2 separate regions of the Homo sapiens genome follow, and region 2 is linked to region 1. A link is a loop called in an ENCODE intact Hi-C map of the cell type or tissue named here. Cell type or tissue: GM12878. All regions are shown on one strand.

Region 1 (8,000 bases):
TTTGCACATACTAAAGTAGCTGGTTATCTTTGACAAATCAGTTAACCTCTCTGCAACTTGGATTTGTTACAGAGGTGATCAACAGTTTAATCACTCTGAGTTAGTAGACTGAGAATACCTTCTGCCCACCTGAGGGCTTTCCTTTGAAGAGATGCCATTGTTTTATATCCCAACTTATCGGGTTTCTATGTTTGATTGGTGGGAAGACAGTGCGTTGCACAATGCCTGGTCCATAACAGATGCTCAAGGAATATTTGTTGACTCAATTAACGAATGATTGAGGTGCTCAATATGCCTGAGAAATTTTCCTTTATTCTAGACAGGGTTTCGGAGTTTGTTCTATTCAAGCAAACAAGCTTGCTCTGAATTCTGTGGGTAGGAAAAAATGTCAGCCCGACAGCTTTTTCTCCCCCCCTCCTCCGTGAATGAGAAAAACAAAACAAAACAAAACATTTGAAGTAGTATAAAGAGGCAAATATAGACACCAAACACTATTAAATACAATTCAATTGTTCTTAATTGAGCTCAATCAAATTGTTTCTCACTTTGAAAGCTGGAGTATACGTCTTCCTTGCTTGGCAGGCACTTTTAACACTTCAGAAGAAATTACTGGATTGACAGAAAGAAGCTCAGAGAAACGCATATGGAAATTAAATAATTGAACACCATCATATCCAATTGATTTAAAGAAACTAAGTTCCTATTCTTTCTCCTGCTAGGCTAATTTACTATTCCAATTGACTGCAATGTGGCATTCAGCAAATATCAAATAGCTGCATGTGTCAGGGGCTTCCTTGTCCTCCACATTGACCTTGGATTAACCCTTCACCTCTTACTCCACAGCTAATTAAATCCTGTGGCAGTTCGGTGAGACATTCTTCGCTGAAATATTTAGTGAGGGTCTTAAATTCCTTCATACTTGTCGCAACCACTATGTCTACCTCCCACAGTACATCTGCTTTAGTGTCACAATATTTTGTCAAAAAACTGCAGGACTGCCATGGTAACATCATAAACCCGTCTCTCGCCCAATTCTTCAAGCAGTTTATAAGAATCCAGCTGTAAAAATTGGCCATAGGCTGCATGAACTGGTTGTTTTATGTGTGGTAGTTAACCTCTTTTCCCTTTTTTCTTCACCACTCCCACTCCAAAACCACTCATTTAAAAATATTTACAAAGTCATTTAACATTTATTTAGCCGTCAAATAGGAAATTGGAGTTGAGCTCAAGTTGACTTTTCTTACTATTATACTGCTTTCTGAGGTCAAAATTGTCACCTTTTTTTTTTCTCTTTGCCATCTGGGTGAGTTCAGCTGAAATCAGAAGTTCATTTTTATCCCTCTTTCATTTCCTCTTTTGTGGAAGTCTTCACTTCTCTAAGTGCCTTTTAAATTCAGTGGTAGCCCCATATACAGAAAACATACATAGGTATTTGTGGGAAAAGGGACAGAGATGGGAGGGACAAATCATTCTAGCACAGGAATCACCTTCATTTTCCTGGATCACATTTAACTGCACTTGAAATAGGTGAAACTGTTCCTTTTACCTTTTTCTTCAAAGAAAAGTCACATAAGGTATCTGTATCCCCATCATTCTTACTGGTTAGAGGTTTTCCCTTTGCACTGATTTGGGCACATATCTGGAAATCCCATTTGTCCCTATCCTAAGGCTTTAGATAAGGTGGGGCGAGGTTCCCTCACACATACTGGGTGAAGCTAACACAAGGGAACTCTGTCACCTAAGGAGAGGGAGATTTCTAAGTTTTGTGGAGTTTTTTTTTTTGGTTTTTGTTTTACCTTCTTTTACTTTTTATTTTTTTATAGAGATGGGGTCTTGCTGTGTTGCCCGGACTGGTCTTGAATTCCTAGACTCAAGTGATCTTCCTGCCTTGGCCTCCCAAAAAGCTGGGATGACAGGCATGAGCCACGGATCCTGGCCCGTTTTGTTCTTAAGTAAAATTAAACTTGTTAGACAAAAAGAAAGAAACAAAAAATCCAAGAAATCAACCAATATCTCCTGGAACTATTTTGAGTTAGAGCCATGGAAAGAATATAAATACATCAGCGCGGACGAGGCTTCAAGATGCCCGACAAGAGGCGCCCAGCACTGGCCTCCTCCACAAAGAACCAAAACCGCGAGTAGAAAAACGCACGTTGAATAGAGCCTGTCGGAGACCACACTAGAATTCAGCAGGAAAGTGACAAGGGACCCTGGGGGCAGGGAAGGAGAGGGCAGCAAAGCAGCCAGGCAGCCAGGATTGGCTGGGGGAGAAGGTAAGTGAGAGGCCCCAGTGGTCCACACAAGCACAGCGGACTCCTACATTCCTAGGCGCAGAAGAGCCCCTTGGCCTTTGGGGGCTCTGAGACTAGTACAGACAGCCATCTGCAGTAGGCATTGTTCCAAAGATGGGTTCACACTGGGTCCTACACACCCCTGGGACCCAAGCAGTGGCAGTGCAGTGGCATTTGGGGAGCCCATCCCCCGCCAGATTACACCCTGCCTTGGGGCCTAACCACCCCCGCACCCCACATGCCTGGAGTACCACTGACATACCCCATATCCACCCGGGGGTGCTACAGAACTACCACAGGATCCTGCAATCCCACCACTGGGTATTTATCGAAAGGAAAGGAAATCAGTACATCAAAGGGATACCTACACCTTGTTTCTTTCTTTCTTTTGTTAGACGGGTCTCACTGTGTCGCCCAGGCTGGCGTTCAGTGGTGCGATCACAGCTCACTGCAGCCTTGAACTCCTGGGCTCAAGTGATCCTCCCTTGTCAGCCTCCTGAGTAGCTGGGGCCACAGAGGCATGTCACTACAACTGGCTATTTTTTTTGTTTTTTGTAGAGATGGAATCTGTCTACGTTGCCCTGGCTGATCTCAAGCATTATCATTATCTATGTTGCTCTGGTCCTGGCCTCAAGCAATCCTCCTGCCTCAGCCCCCAAAGTGCTGGGATTACAGGTATGAGCCTGGCAGAATTTGGATATTTACTAAAGCGCTATTCACAATAGCCAAGATACAGAATCAACCTAAGTGTCCACAGACAGATGAGTGGATAAAGAAAATGTGGTAAATATACACAATGGAGTACCATTCAGCCACAAAAAAAGAATGAAATCCTGTCATTTGCAGCAACATGGGTAGAACCAGAGGTCATTATGTTAAGTGAAATAAACCCGGCACAGAAAGACAAATATCCAATATTCTCACTCACATGTGGGAGCTCTAGAAGTTGATCTCATGGAGGTAGAAATTAGAATGATAGTTACCAGAGGCTGGCAAGGGTGTGTTTTAGGGGGATGAAGAGAGTTTGGTTAATAGATTAAAAATGTATATATATATATATATATATATATTTAGATAAAAGAATAAGTTTCAGTGTTCCATAGCATAATAGGGTGGCTGTAGTTAACAATAATTTATTGTAGATTTCAAAATAGCTAGAAGAGAAGATTTGAAATTGTTACCAACACAAATAAATGATAATGTTTGAGGTGATGGAAATCTTAAATACTGTGATTTGATCGTTACACATTGTATACGTATATAAAAAAGTCACATGTACCCCCCCAAATAGGTACAAATATCATGCATTATTTAAAAATTATGTAAGTCCAGTTATGTTCATTTATATAACATTTAAGAGGTTAGATGTCCTTGAGCACAATTTAGTTGGAGGGTTTGATACAATAATCACTTAGGCTAATTTACCTCAGGACGAACATGGAATGCATATAATTAAATAGTTCCTGGTGAAAGAAGCTTGAATGGCCAGAATTGCATATCTAAATAAAAAATGGAGTTAGGCTGCCTTGGGACAAACATGGGCAGGGTCTGTTCTGAGGTTGGCCAGCTAGCTAAGGCTTATGTCCAAGACGCACAGGAGGGATTCTGATTGTAATGAACAGGGCTGGTCCAGGCACAATCATGACATTGATGAGGTTGAGGAGCTTGTATCTGGGACCCTCCCATCCTCCATTTTCCCCGCCTCTCCACTCACTAGCACTATACTTGATTCCCGGTGTAGCCACTTAACACACCCATTCTTTATGAATGATTGAATTTTACCCCTTTCATTTTTTTTTGAAAAATTTGTATAAATTTAAGAGGTACAAGTGTAGCTTTGTTCCATGGATATATTGTAGTGAAGTCTGAGTTTTTAGTGTCACCATCACTTGAGTGAGGTATACTATATCCATTAAGCAATTTCTCATCCCTCACTCCCCCTCCATCCTCACACCCTTCCCGGATTTTCATTTCTAATTGGTAATGGTAATGCACCATCTCAGGATCTGTATAATTACATCTAACATCAAGAGAGTTATAATATCTTGAAACTGTTCACCATAGCCTAGCAAATGAAATAACTTAGCTCAGACTACAAAAATTCCCCATTGGCAGTGTGTGGCAGCAGCATCAGAGTCCTTAGTCATACAATGACAGAGCCACAGAATAGTTGCAATGGAGATTGCAGTCAACTTTAAAAAACTGTTTTCACGTACTCTGCAGCTTGGAATTTCCCCTCTTGCCCCACCACCTTCATGTCAAGAACAGCTACACATGTGGGTCAGCTCTGTAAAGGGCCACACAAATTCATCTGCGATTAGTCTGGAAATTCCCTCCTACGAATGTATTGGTACGATGGAATAACAGGTGATTTTATGGGGTAAATATGTTTCAATACAACAATCATTCTGAATAGGAAAAAAAAAACCCTCTGTTTTTCTCAATGTCTGTTATATTCCAGACAGGGGAAAATGCATAGAAAGGTCAAGACAACATTTCTAGTCTCCACATAAAAAACAAGAGTTTTCTACGTAGGCTGAAGCCATCTGGATGGATGTGAACACCTAGAAAGAGAGTGGAATGGAAGAAGTTAAGGTTAAAATCTTGAAAAACTTCAATTTGATTTAATTGTCAGAAAGTGAAAGATAATTTTGAAAAAGGGTCTCCTTTTCCAGAGGAATAAGAGACAAATTGGGAACATGTCAGGGTTGCAGAAATCCAGAGAAAAGAGGTTTCAAGAAAGTAAGTGTGGATAGTACTCTCGAATTACCCTGTAAGGTCAAGTAAAACAAGCAAAGGAAAAAAGTAAGTAGCATGTTGTGAACCGAATTGTTTCCCATAAAATTCATACACTGAAGCCCTAACTCCCGATGTGACTGTATTTGGAGATGGGGCTTTTTTTGTTTTGTTTTTTTTTTTTGAGACGGAGTCTCGCTCTGTTGCCAGGCTGGAGTGTAGTGGCATGATCTCCGCCCACTGCAACTTCCACCTCCCGGGTTCAAGCAATTCCCCTGCCTCAGCCTCCCGAGTAGCTGGGACTACAGGCTTGCGCCACCAAGCCTGGCTAATGTTTATATTTTTAGTAGAGACGGGGTTTCACCATGTTGGCCAGGCTGGTCTCAAACTCCTGACCTCATGACCCACCTGCCTTGGCCTCCCAAGGTGCTGGAAATCAGGACACACACAGACAGAGGGAACACCATGTAAAGACACAAACCAAGAACAGAGGTCTCAGAAGAAACCAACCCTGCTGACACCTTGATCTGGGACTTCCAGCCTGCAGAACTGCGAGACAGTACATTTCTGTTGTTCAACCCCCCCCAATCTCTGGTGCTTTGTTATGGCAGCCCAAGCTAATGCATATAAACAACAAGGAGCCCATAGATGACCTACGATAAAGTTGTTTTGGGGAAGGATGAAGGTAGAAAACTGGATTAGAGCATGCTGAGGACTAACTGAAGGTAAGTAAATAAATGGAGTCAGGCTGTATAGACAATTCTTTCAAGAAATTTGAATGTAAAGAGAGAGTGATAAACCGGGAGAAATGGGGTTTTAAGATTCTAAGGATTAAACTTGAAAAATAGCAAATAATGAATAAGATCATCTATGCAAAAATTACCATAAAAAGGTAAAATATTTCTCAGATTAAAGAGCAGAATTACAATTCAATCATCATGCCAGTAATAAAAATAACAACAAATCAGTAATAGTATCATTTATTGAACAACTAATATAAGCCAACTTGTGAGCTTCATGCTTTATGTATTTTAACTAATTCTCTTTACAGCATAATGCCTGGAGCCTAGTAGGTATTCAATACATATTTACCGAACAAATAATGAATGACCGTACAACATAGATATTATTATTGTTCCCAAGTTATATACAGGGAAATTAAGATTCCTGTAGTTTAAGTAACTTATTCCAGGTTTATATGGCTCCAAAGTGATGATACATCTAAAGTAAAGATGTGTCAAAAGGAAAATGCCCTTAGTGAAAGTTAAAAGAGATTACAAAGGGTAAAGCTAAGAAGACTTTCATATTGCCATCCAGGACAAAGGGTACCGGGTCAGCAACACCATTGACCTTGGAGAGTCAAACCGTCTCCTGGGAAAAGGTACAGAAAGCTTTAATCTAGTGATTAGGATTATTCTAACACTAATTCCCCCCTAGGAGCCAGGGGCCAGATTGTAGATCCTGTAGGCCCCTGTAAGAACTCAGCAAGATGATAAATGACTAGTTTTCTTCCCCTACCCTGTGCTAATTTGGACTCTCTAAGAGGGAGACACGCAGATTTAGAGGGGAAAGAGATTTGGGAGAAAGGCAGGGAGAAAGGCAGAGGAGGCTGAGGGCCATTAGAACTCAGAGGTGAGACAAGATGGAAGGAGGGAAGGGTGGTTGGGAACAAGTGTCTTAGACTGCAGTGTGGTTCTAAGAAAGTACAGTTGACCCTCCATATCCACGGATTATGCATGTGCAGATTCAACCGACCACGGATTGAATATTTGGAAAAAAATACAAATATAAAACAATACAGTGAAACAACTATTTACATAGCATTTACATTGTATTAGGTATTTTAAGTAATCTAGAGATTATTTAAGGTATACAGGATGATGTACAGGATGAGGTTATATGCAAATACTATGCCATTGTAGAGAAGAGATTTGAGTATCCTTGGATTCTCAAAGGGCAGTCCTTGGACCATGATTCCCATCACAGGAAGTCCTTGTCTTTCAGGAAAGAGCCTGCCTTATGTCCCTGCCACACTTAGCCATTGGCCAGGGGCAGCCCAGGGGAAGCGTAGCCTTGGGCTTTGGGATGTGGGCTGCCTACCGTCGCACATCCTTGGCAGAATGTGGTCGTGTATTTCAAAGTGCAATCGTGGAGCTCTGGGTCAATTATGCCACCTACAGCCAAGAACTGCAAGTCCCATTATCACAGCCACCTCATATCCAGTGTTCATTTTTAGCTTCCTACTCAATAAAATTATTTTATATAAATGAGTGAATGGAAATAAAAGTACTAAGGAAATCTTAAAAAAAATGGTCCTTTTCAGTTTCTAGTTAACTAAGTAAATATTTGTAATACTACTCAGTTAAATAAGTCAACCAACAGCAACACACTATCAGGCAACTTAGAATTGGTACGAGATGAATCTTTGAAATAAATGTTTAAAATATTATCAGTGTCTCATAAAATGTCAATTTTATATCTTCTAATAGACAAGACAAGACAAAAAAAAAGGCAAAGAAAACACTCTTCTCCTTCCCTATGATCTCTTTAGTTACTAGCCTTGGATCAGCCCAGACCCCAGCTTGCCATCTCTTCTTTCATGCTCTAGCCTTCTTCCCATACTAGCTCCTGTCAAAGTTGCTCCTTGGATTCCCACTTAGCATTTATCTCAAAAGGTCAAGCACAAAGCCGCTTGCTCTCCATGTATTTGATGCAACAACCATGTGCTGAGAACTTGCTTTCTGCAGGATGGGGATTTGATGAGCCGATGATTGATGATTTTCTAAAGGAAATAAGCAAAGGAGAACAACTGGCCTGCTTTTCTCAAGGCTGTGTGCGAAGAATGTTGCCATATAATGTGCTCATTTGTAAAAGCAGTAAACTGAGTCACAGAATAAAGAATGATTTTATTTTTACACTTCCTTGAGAATCGATACCAAAGACAGAAATGTCACATAAAATTTTCAAATCCTG
Region 2 (8,000 bases), 230 kb before region 1:
ATGAATTCGACTGAAGGAAACACAGATTATTATTATTAATATTAATCTTTCCACTTTTCCTTAAGAACATCATACTACCTCGAGTCTAAGGCTCTATACAACATAGTAAGTACATTCAAGACACTTCCTTCATCTTCAAACCTCACATTGCCCAGTAACACACTAGTAATTTATTGATCCTATTTCACCTCCAAATAAATCCCAAAGACATTTAAACTTATTTTCTGCTCCAGACTCTTCACTTCCGCTTCTTCATTAATCTTTTTTTTTAACCTTAGTTTCTCTATTCCAGCCTTTTACCAGATCAAGGATAAAACTAGGGCCCCTAGAACAAGTGCCTAGAGCCATTTAATCCAATATATGACTTCTGCTACCTAAGGTGCTGAGCAAGCGCATATAAAATAAAAGGAGCAAATAACAGCTCATCTTTTGCACGAATATTACATATAGTACAGTTCCCCAAAATGATGCACACTAGCCTTCCATATCTCCCTGTGCTCACTTTATAACAGCACTAGCTTAATAGAACACTTGTCTTGGGCTTTATGGACCAAGCACGTTTATCTCCATCATCTTGCTGATTTTGTTTAACTTGCTTTGTGAGCAGGGAAAGGCTCTTTTAATCATAGTGATGAAATCTCATGATTCCAATCCAGGATGCTGGCAGAAATAACTCAATTTGTATCCTGAAATTTGCTAGCTTAGAAAAAAATTCCAGCTCAGAAATCAAATATCCAACCAAAAGGATTAAAGATTTCTTCTCCTGTAAACTGGATATTGGTGAGAGAAAAACATATAAATACCATGTCCATATTGTATCCTCCGGTTTGTGCCAACTGGTCAGATGAGGCATTGTGGTTTTCTATTTTAAATAGAAACAAAAAAAGATAACAAAATAATGACTTTTTATTTTTTTTTTGAGACGGAGTCTCACTCTGTTGCCAGGCTGGAGTGCAGTGGCGGATCTCAGCTCACTGCAACCTCTGACTTCCTAGTTCAAGGGGTTCTCCTGCCTCAGCCTCCCGAGTAGCTGGGATTACAGGCACGTGCCACCATGCCCAGCTAATTTTTGCATTTTTAGTAGAGACGGAGTTTCACCGTGTTGGCCAGGATGGTCTCGATCTCCTGACCTCGTGATTCGTCCGCCTTGGCCTCCCAAAGTGATGGGATTACAGGCGTGAGCCACTGAAAATCATGATTTTAACTGAAGAATTTTCTTTCCTGTTTAGATTCCTCAAGTATACATTCTAAAAACATACTATAACTTTAGGTTCGTAATGTTTATTGCAAGTATAATTCTATAATAATGTATTAATTACTTAGTATTATACTTTCCCACTAGGCAGTAAACTCTACAAGAGCAGGAACTTGCCCATCTTGTTCTGCACAGAAGTCTGACTACCTAGCGAGAAGACAATCTACATCTCACGAGAAACTGAATGAAAGTAGATCAAACTGAAGCTAACAAAGGTAACTTTCTAAAATGGGTATTTAACATGTAGATAATTTTTTCCTTAGAAGTATTTCAGGATAAACATACAAATGAATATCACAACCCTGAATTAGGTTCTTCTCAAATGCTCAGATTTTTTAATGAGCAAGAAGCACAACATCAAATAATATGCTATGTCATGAAATCATGTATGTTAATCAGAAAAGTGAAAAAAGAGGTTCCACGATAACCAAATAAAATGGAAACAAACTAATAACAGCAAAAAAAGTTCATTATGGTGAAGTCATGTGATACAATATTATGCAGTCATTTGAAACTGATGTTTATAGGGAATTTTAATGACACCGAAAAATACTAGTAATAGATAATATTAAGGGGAGCATCCCAAAAGATATACTGTATGATGCCAACTGTGCTTTAAAATTCATGTGTAGTTATATATTCATATGTATATGTGTGTAAATGTGCATGTATATATAGTCTAGATACATATGTAGGTATATGCATATATATCCATATGTATACATATAAATGAAAGATATCAAATTGTTAATAGTAGTTATTTCTGGATGGTACAGTTATGAGTGACTATAACTTCTGTATGTGGATCTTCCAAATTTTCTGAAACAAACATATAGTGTATGTTTTCTTGTAAATATACCTATAGACTATATACTGTTTTTCATACCATAGTTTCCACAGCATAAACCTTGGTATCAATCCAATTATTTGCAGAGTCATCAGGCAAATGAGTGAATCAAATGTAATAATCCCAAATATCTTGAGTTGGCATCACAATTGACAGATTAAAGTAAATAAACACAGAGTGGGCATGTTTTATATGTTGCTGAGAGTTATGGGCAATGCGAGCCTGAAAGCTATTAGCTTTCAAATATGACAGACTATTTGAAATGGAGAAGGGAAAGATAACCTACGTTTCTGATACTAACAAGTTGTAGCTCACATTTCCACATGGAGAAGGATCAAATGTACGTTCCCTTTCTGTTATCCTATTTGTCATATTCTTTATTGAAAAAAATAATGACCTTAAGTAAAAGATACGTTATGTACCAAGATGTTCATCCTATTTATTCTGGAAAAGGGCTGAAAGCCACCATATAACAGAGCTTGGCAGATTTATCTCTAGGGTTCTCTTGTCAATTTCTGTTTTGTGGGGGAAGGGGTTTGCTATGATTGAGAAAGGAAAATTAATGTTTTCTTTTCTCTCCAAATATATCCTAGCTTAAGCAGTACACAGCCCCCAACAGAGCATCCCCCTATCCCACCTCCACTTTGGTTTCAGTCAAGACATGGAATCAATTCTGCCCTTACCTAGGGCTATGGACTCAGAACTCCCCCACACCATCTCCACAGGGCCTCAGAATATTTCTATTAGTCTTTTGCCCCTTAAGACTCACAGGTACCTATTTATGTTTTTTTTGTCATATCCTAAAATTTTAGTTAATTTATAATTAATGGTGTTTTCTTATAATAATTTTCCATGGCTTATAATACATTTCTATACTGCTTCTCTTATTTGTATCCTTGGTAAACTTTATCTTCTAACTTGACTAGAAAAAAATCCCACTCTTCTTTTAAACAAACCACAAATTGACAGTCAGGACATCTCAATGTTTAAAGAACAGCAAATAAAATTTGGCTATATATGCCACAAAATATCCCTACACACACACAGACACACACACACACATGAACAGCATATTGGGAAATATTTATAATAATTTTATACCTTGTCTACTGCAAATCTTTATAATGAACACCATATACTATGGACATGTGTTATATTTTCCCCAAAACAGATGTAAATTAAAGCAGCTGCTCAGAAAGTCTTCCGATCTTGAAGAAAATTATAGCTGTGAAGTGTAAAGGCAAATACTCCAATTACAGGAACTACACAGCTTTGCAATAATGACAATCAAATTATTTTAAAAACTGTGATGAGAATCCCCGCCCAACCCCAAGAAATTACTTTCTGAGCATTTGCTACAAGTCTCCAAAAGATAGCATTTCCTAACCATTTTAGCCTGCATTTTTAAAGCACAGGAATGATTGTTTTATCAATTAAAATTTCTAGTTTACAGATGGTTACCTAGTCTTAATCTGGTGAAATTAGAACCTCAGACTTCATTTTAAGACAAGAAAAGAAAGTAAATTGTGGTAACAAGGTACACTGGGAACAGTAAGAATTTGTTTTCAGACAAAACTGAGGCTCAATTCCTAGTTTGGCCATTTACTAGGTACATGATACAAGGCAAGAGACTCCAACTCTCCAAGTCTCAGCCTCTTTCATAACAAAAAATTAAATAGTGCTATCTGCCTCATAAGATAGTTTTAATTCCTGAAAGAGATGACTGATGGAACACACCAGACACAGAGTAGATACTCAATGTATGTTAGCTCTTGTACCCTTCTTCACAAATACTACAAAATTTTCCAAACTGACCAAATAACTTTACACACATAAGGTTCGGACACTATTGTAACAGTTTCATGTACTATTGGAGGTATATTTAGAACATTAATTTTTTAAATGATGTTTAAGAAAGTTAAAATGTATTAATAAAAACCCTCAGATATTCCATCATGCTCTACAAAGCTATCTCTAGGTGGCCCTCTAAGTGGCTTACTTTGGGTGGTTCCAGTAAGATGCATTTCATTATTTAGATGTCTCCTTGTTGAGTAAATATAAGGTGAAGTAAAAGAATCAATACATTCATCATCTGCCTGTATACATATGCCGTGGTCTTGATTCCGTAAGAAGACATGTCTTTATTCATCTAAAGCCATGTACAAATGGAAGTAGAATTTCCAAAGACTGCTTTTAAAATTAAAGGCATGTTTCACAAGTTAGCAAAAGCCGTGCAGCCTCTTAGATCTCTGTATTGGCTAACCACACACCACGACATGCTATCCTCAGTTGGAAAGTCCCCCCACACAGTATGTAAACTCATTTTGAAACTGGAGAGAACAGTTCCTCCTATAACTCATCTGGGCAAGTTTATATAAAAGAATAATTTTTCAGAAAGCCACAGAGGTTCTCTCCCAAGATTGCTGAAGTATAATTATGGACAAGTGTAAATATGGAAAGAGAAGCTGACTAAAAGTAAAAAGCACAGTGAATAAGCGTTTATAAAGATTTATATAAAAAGAAACAAAAACAAATAAAAACTTCAGCCCACCTAATAAAGTAATTTTAGTAATACCCATTCATGTACCACCCTCCCCACCACCTCCCTTCCCGAGAAACAAAAAAAATGGTTAGACTGCATGTTAACATGTAAAGATACCTGTATCTATTTATATTTTATCTATATATTATATTTAATTAGGGTGAAATAATAAAATGCACTAATTATATAGTATTTACATACATACACTATGTATACACACACATAGTAAAGGCAAAAATGGAAAGATAAAACATAATATTCTTAAATGGTTACTTACTGGAGGGGAGAAGGCAGAGATAGAAGATGGACTTTTTTGACAGTATCTTGTTTTCTAGATGCTACTTTGGAGTCATGTAAATATTTTCTGTGATTGTAAAACAAAAATTTTAAATAAAAACTCCTAAAAATCAAAAATAAAATGTGACAAATGAACCCTGCATTTATAAGGTGGTAGCATAACCACACAGAGAAGAATGACTGACAGTGAAATACATTAATCCTATATCCGTAGTGGGACATAAACTAATGACAAAAGAAAAATGGTGGTATTGGTGCTGGCATTAGTAGTCTGAACTGCTGTGTATATCAAAGCAAGTAAGTAATTCTGCCATTCCAGGAGTACAAGCATTCTCGCTGTGAGAGAAAGGAGACAGAAGTATAAGATCCAAGAGGTGAAGTAAAAACCCTGTCGTCCTGATATTTATTTTAATATACATATATATATATATATATATATATATATATGCACTTGTGTATCTGCTACACACATGCACTCAGCGTCCACTGAACAGGCCTGGAAGCAACGGCCAACCCAGTAGCAATGAGCATGCCTAGCGCCTGGCCTGTGGTTCCCCGATACCATTTCCCACCACTTCTACCTTCATCAATAGAACATTTCAATAGGTGGAGATTAAGACCCCCCAAAAGTAGGAGCAAAGACTTGGAAGCAGGAAAGGCCTACTTAGGATGAGCAAATGGCCCACCAGGCCAAGGGCTAGAAAGCAAGGGCATCTACAGTGAGACTGTCTGGAGGGGCCTGACAGGGCCCGACTGCGAGAGCTAATCTTGAAAGCAAAGAAAGATGTTTATGATTCTTGAGGAGAGGATGGGAGTCGCCCAGCTGGACCCATGGTGTTTAATTTTTTTATTTTTTTTTTTTTGAGACGGAGTCTCTCTCTGTCGCCCAGGCTGGAGTGTAGTGGCGTGATCTCGGCTCACTGCAAGCTCCGCCTCCCGGGTTCACGCCATTCTCCTGCCTCAGCCTCCCGAGTAACTGGGACTACAGGTGCCTGCCACTACGCCCGGCTAGTGTTTTTGAATTTTTAGTAGAGACAGGGTTTCACCGTGTTAGCCAGGATGGTCTCGATCTCCTGACCTCATGATCCGCCCGTCTTGGCCTTCCAAAGTGCTGGGATTACAGGCGTGAGCCAGCGCACCCGGCCGATGGTGTTTAATTTTTACAGTGCCCATGTGTGGCAGGCATGAACTCTCGTTATTCACAGATGAGGATGCTAAGGCTTATCTGGCAAGTAGAGAGCATGTGGAACAGTCCCAATTCTAAACCCAATCGCGGTTTACTAATACAGGCTTGTTTCCACTGGGCTGGCGGAGTAGGTGCCTGGCATTTAGGGCAGTTAATGGTGTCAGTGTAAGAACAAGTTAGAGAGTCATGGACAAAGCTGATCAGATAGGAGGCTTTGTCTTTCTTAGGAGCAACAGGGGCAGACTCTGAGCACCTCCGGATATATATGCTCCAGAGAGCCCATATCATCGCCAGCAACACCCCAGAAAGTGACATTCATTTGGTGAATACCTTGTAATTTTTCATCTTCATTTTAATGTTACAAACCAGTTCATCAAATTCTAACAGTTACATCAAAAAGGAAGAAAAATTTCACAACAAAAATATTCCCTCATTACATAATAAAAATTGTTGAAATCCCAAATAGAGCATACGAGAAAAAGGAAGTTTAATAAAAACTACTCAAGTGTGCCATGAAAGTATAAGCTTATTAGTGGAAATCCACAAATTTGTTTTTAAATAAGTTTGAGTCATCTGTAAATCATCCCTCCATCTTTCTTTCTACATATAAATAGCATTTATTATCTGAGCAAGCAGACAGAAAAATACCTTCTTTGATTATTTGTGTTGATTTGTGAACAGAGAACTGGACAAAATCTAAATATCTAAGAGCCCTCCTTTAACTTTAATATCGTATAGTCATTTAAAGAGACACATCCGATCAGGCAGAGCAACTGGCATGATGGTCACCTCCTCGCGCAAGGTCTCACACACTCTGCCGAACACAGAAAGCCAGTGCTGTCACGCCACAAGCTCCCTGAGGGGTTAAAACACCACTCAGATCCCCTTTCTCCAGGTGCTGACCCACTCAGTAGCCAAATCTTAGAGAGAGGAAGAGAGAGGGTCAGAACCCTGCAGAGGAAGGCTGCTCACGAGGGGGCCTGCCAACACTACCTGCACCTTAAAAACAGGTGAATCCTGACATAAGAAATGTCATTAATCTCAAGCCTCTGTGTACCAAAAAGATTTCAACATATTAGCACCTGTTTCAAGGGTGTTCCTGTTATTTGGTAACCCACACCCCATAATAAATGTTCTGGTTATAAAGGCTTGGGAGAATCACCCCATACTCTTCCCCCTGCCCACACCCACCTTTTGCTGTATTCTCACCTCTTTTATTTTCCTTTGGGTAAGCCAGAGTTGGCTAGACTTTGGAATCTAAAATCTCATCATAATGCCCAATGAGTAACTATCTCCACATTTTCTTTTACTAACATCATATTAAAATGCATTAAGCAGCCAGTGTGCCCAGTAGATACCACATAAACACTCTGAGGCTTGATTTTGGTTTGAATTGTGCAGACTAGGAGAGAGAAAATAATACAAAACTGTCCCCAAGCAGAAAGAACAGCTTCACCATTTTGCTCAAAAGTGAGCCAGTAACTGGAAAGAAAGGGTCACAAAACAAGCCTGTATCTCAGTTTCACAAAGATTGAATAATTTTGATGTGAGTAATACTAAAAAGGAGACAATCTCGTTTTAGCCTCTATGGTTCTTTAAACTGGAAAGGTATTTTTAAAAACAAGCATTCTGTATTCGCCCTTAAATGTTGAATTTTCAATTAGAGAGTGTATCCAGGTACCATGAACAACAGATTGTGCATGTTTTTAAATACTCTGTGACTCACAAGTAGAATCTTGATTACTAAAAAATAAATTTTAAAAAAGGTAAGATTTTGGGGTGGGATGATGGGCATATTGGTTGGAAGGCCAAGAATTGCTGGAGAGAGGTAGAGTATTGGAAATGTATGCCATCTCTTCTCAATTCTAAATTA

What was found. A loop is a pair of places that touch in the nucleus more often than their neighbours do. Peaks named below come from ENCODE experiments on the same cell type or tissue, not always from the same donor. Only the 100,000 strongest peaks of a DNase experiment are listed, where the experiment ranks them.
Region 2: a loop joins it to region 1, with 8 times the contacts of the local background. A loop is called at or near these places in 5 of 110 quality-filtered maps.

Annotation. Positions count from the first base shown.
Region 1 is chr6:11,821,686-11,829,685 of GRCh38, reverse strand. No RefSeq gene overlaps it. Among named protein-coding and RNA genes, the nearest start is that of ADTRP, 47 kb to the right of the region's middle. In GM12878, a CTCF peak has its summit at 7,196; DNase peaks (open chromatin) are centred at 1,365 and 4,505; H3K27ac peaks cover 5,032 bases.
Region 2 is chr6:12,048,390-12,056,389 of GRCh38, reverse strand. All of the region lies in intron 2 of HIVEP1 (HIVEP zinc finger 1), which reads right to left. Among named protein-coding and RNA genes, the nearest start is that of HIVEP1, 40 kb to the right of the region's middle. RefSeq lists enhancers at 4,115-4,194, 4,215-4,264, 4,295-4,564, 6,829-6,888. In GM12878, a CTCF peak has its summit at 4,093; DNase peaks (open chromatin) are centred at 4,359 and 6,954; H3K4me3 peaks cover 3,095 bases; H3K27ac peaks cover 5,899 bases.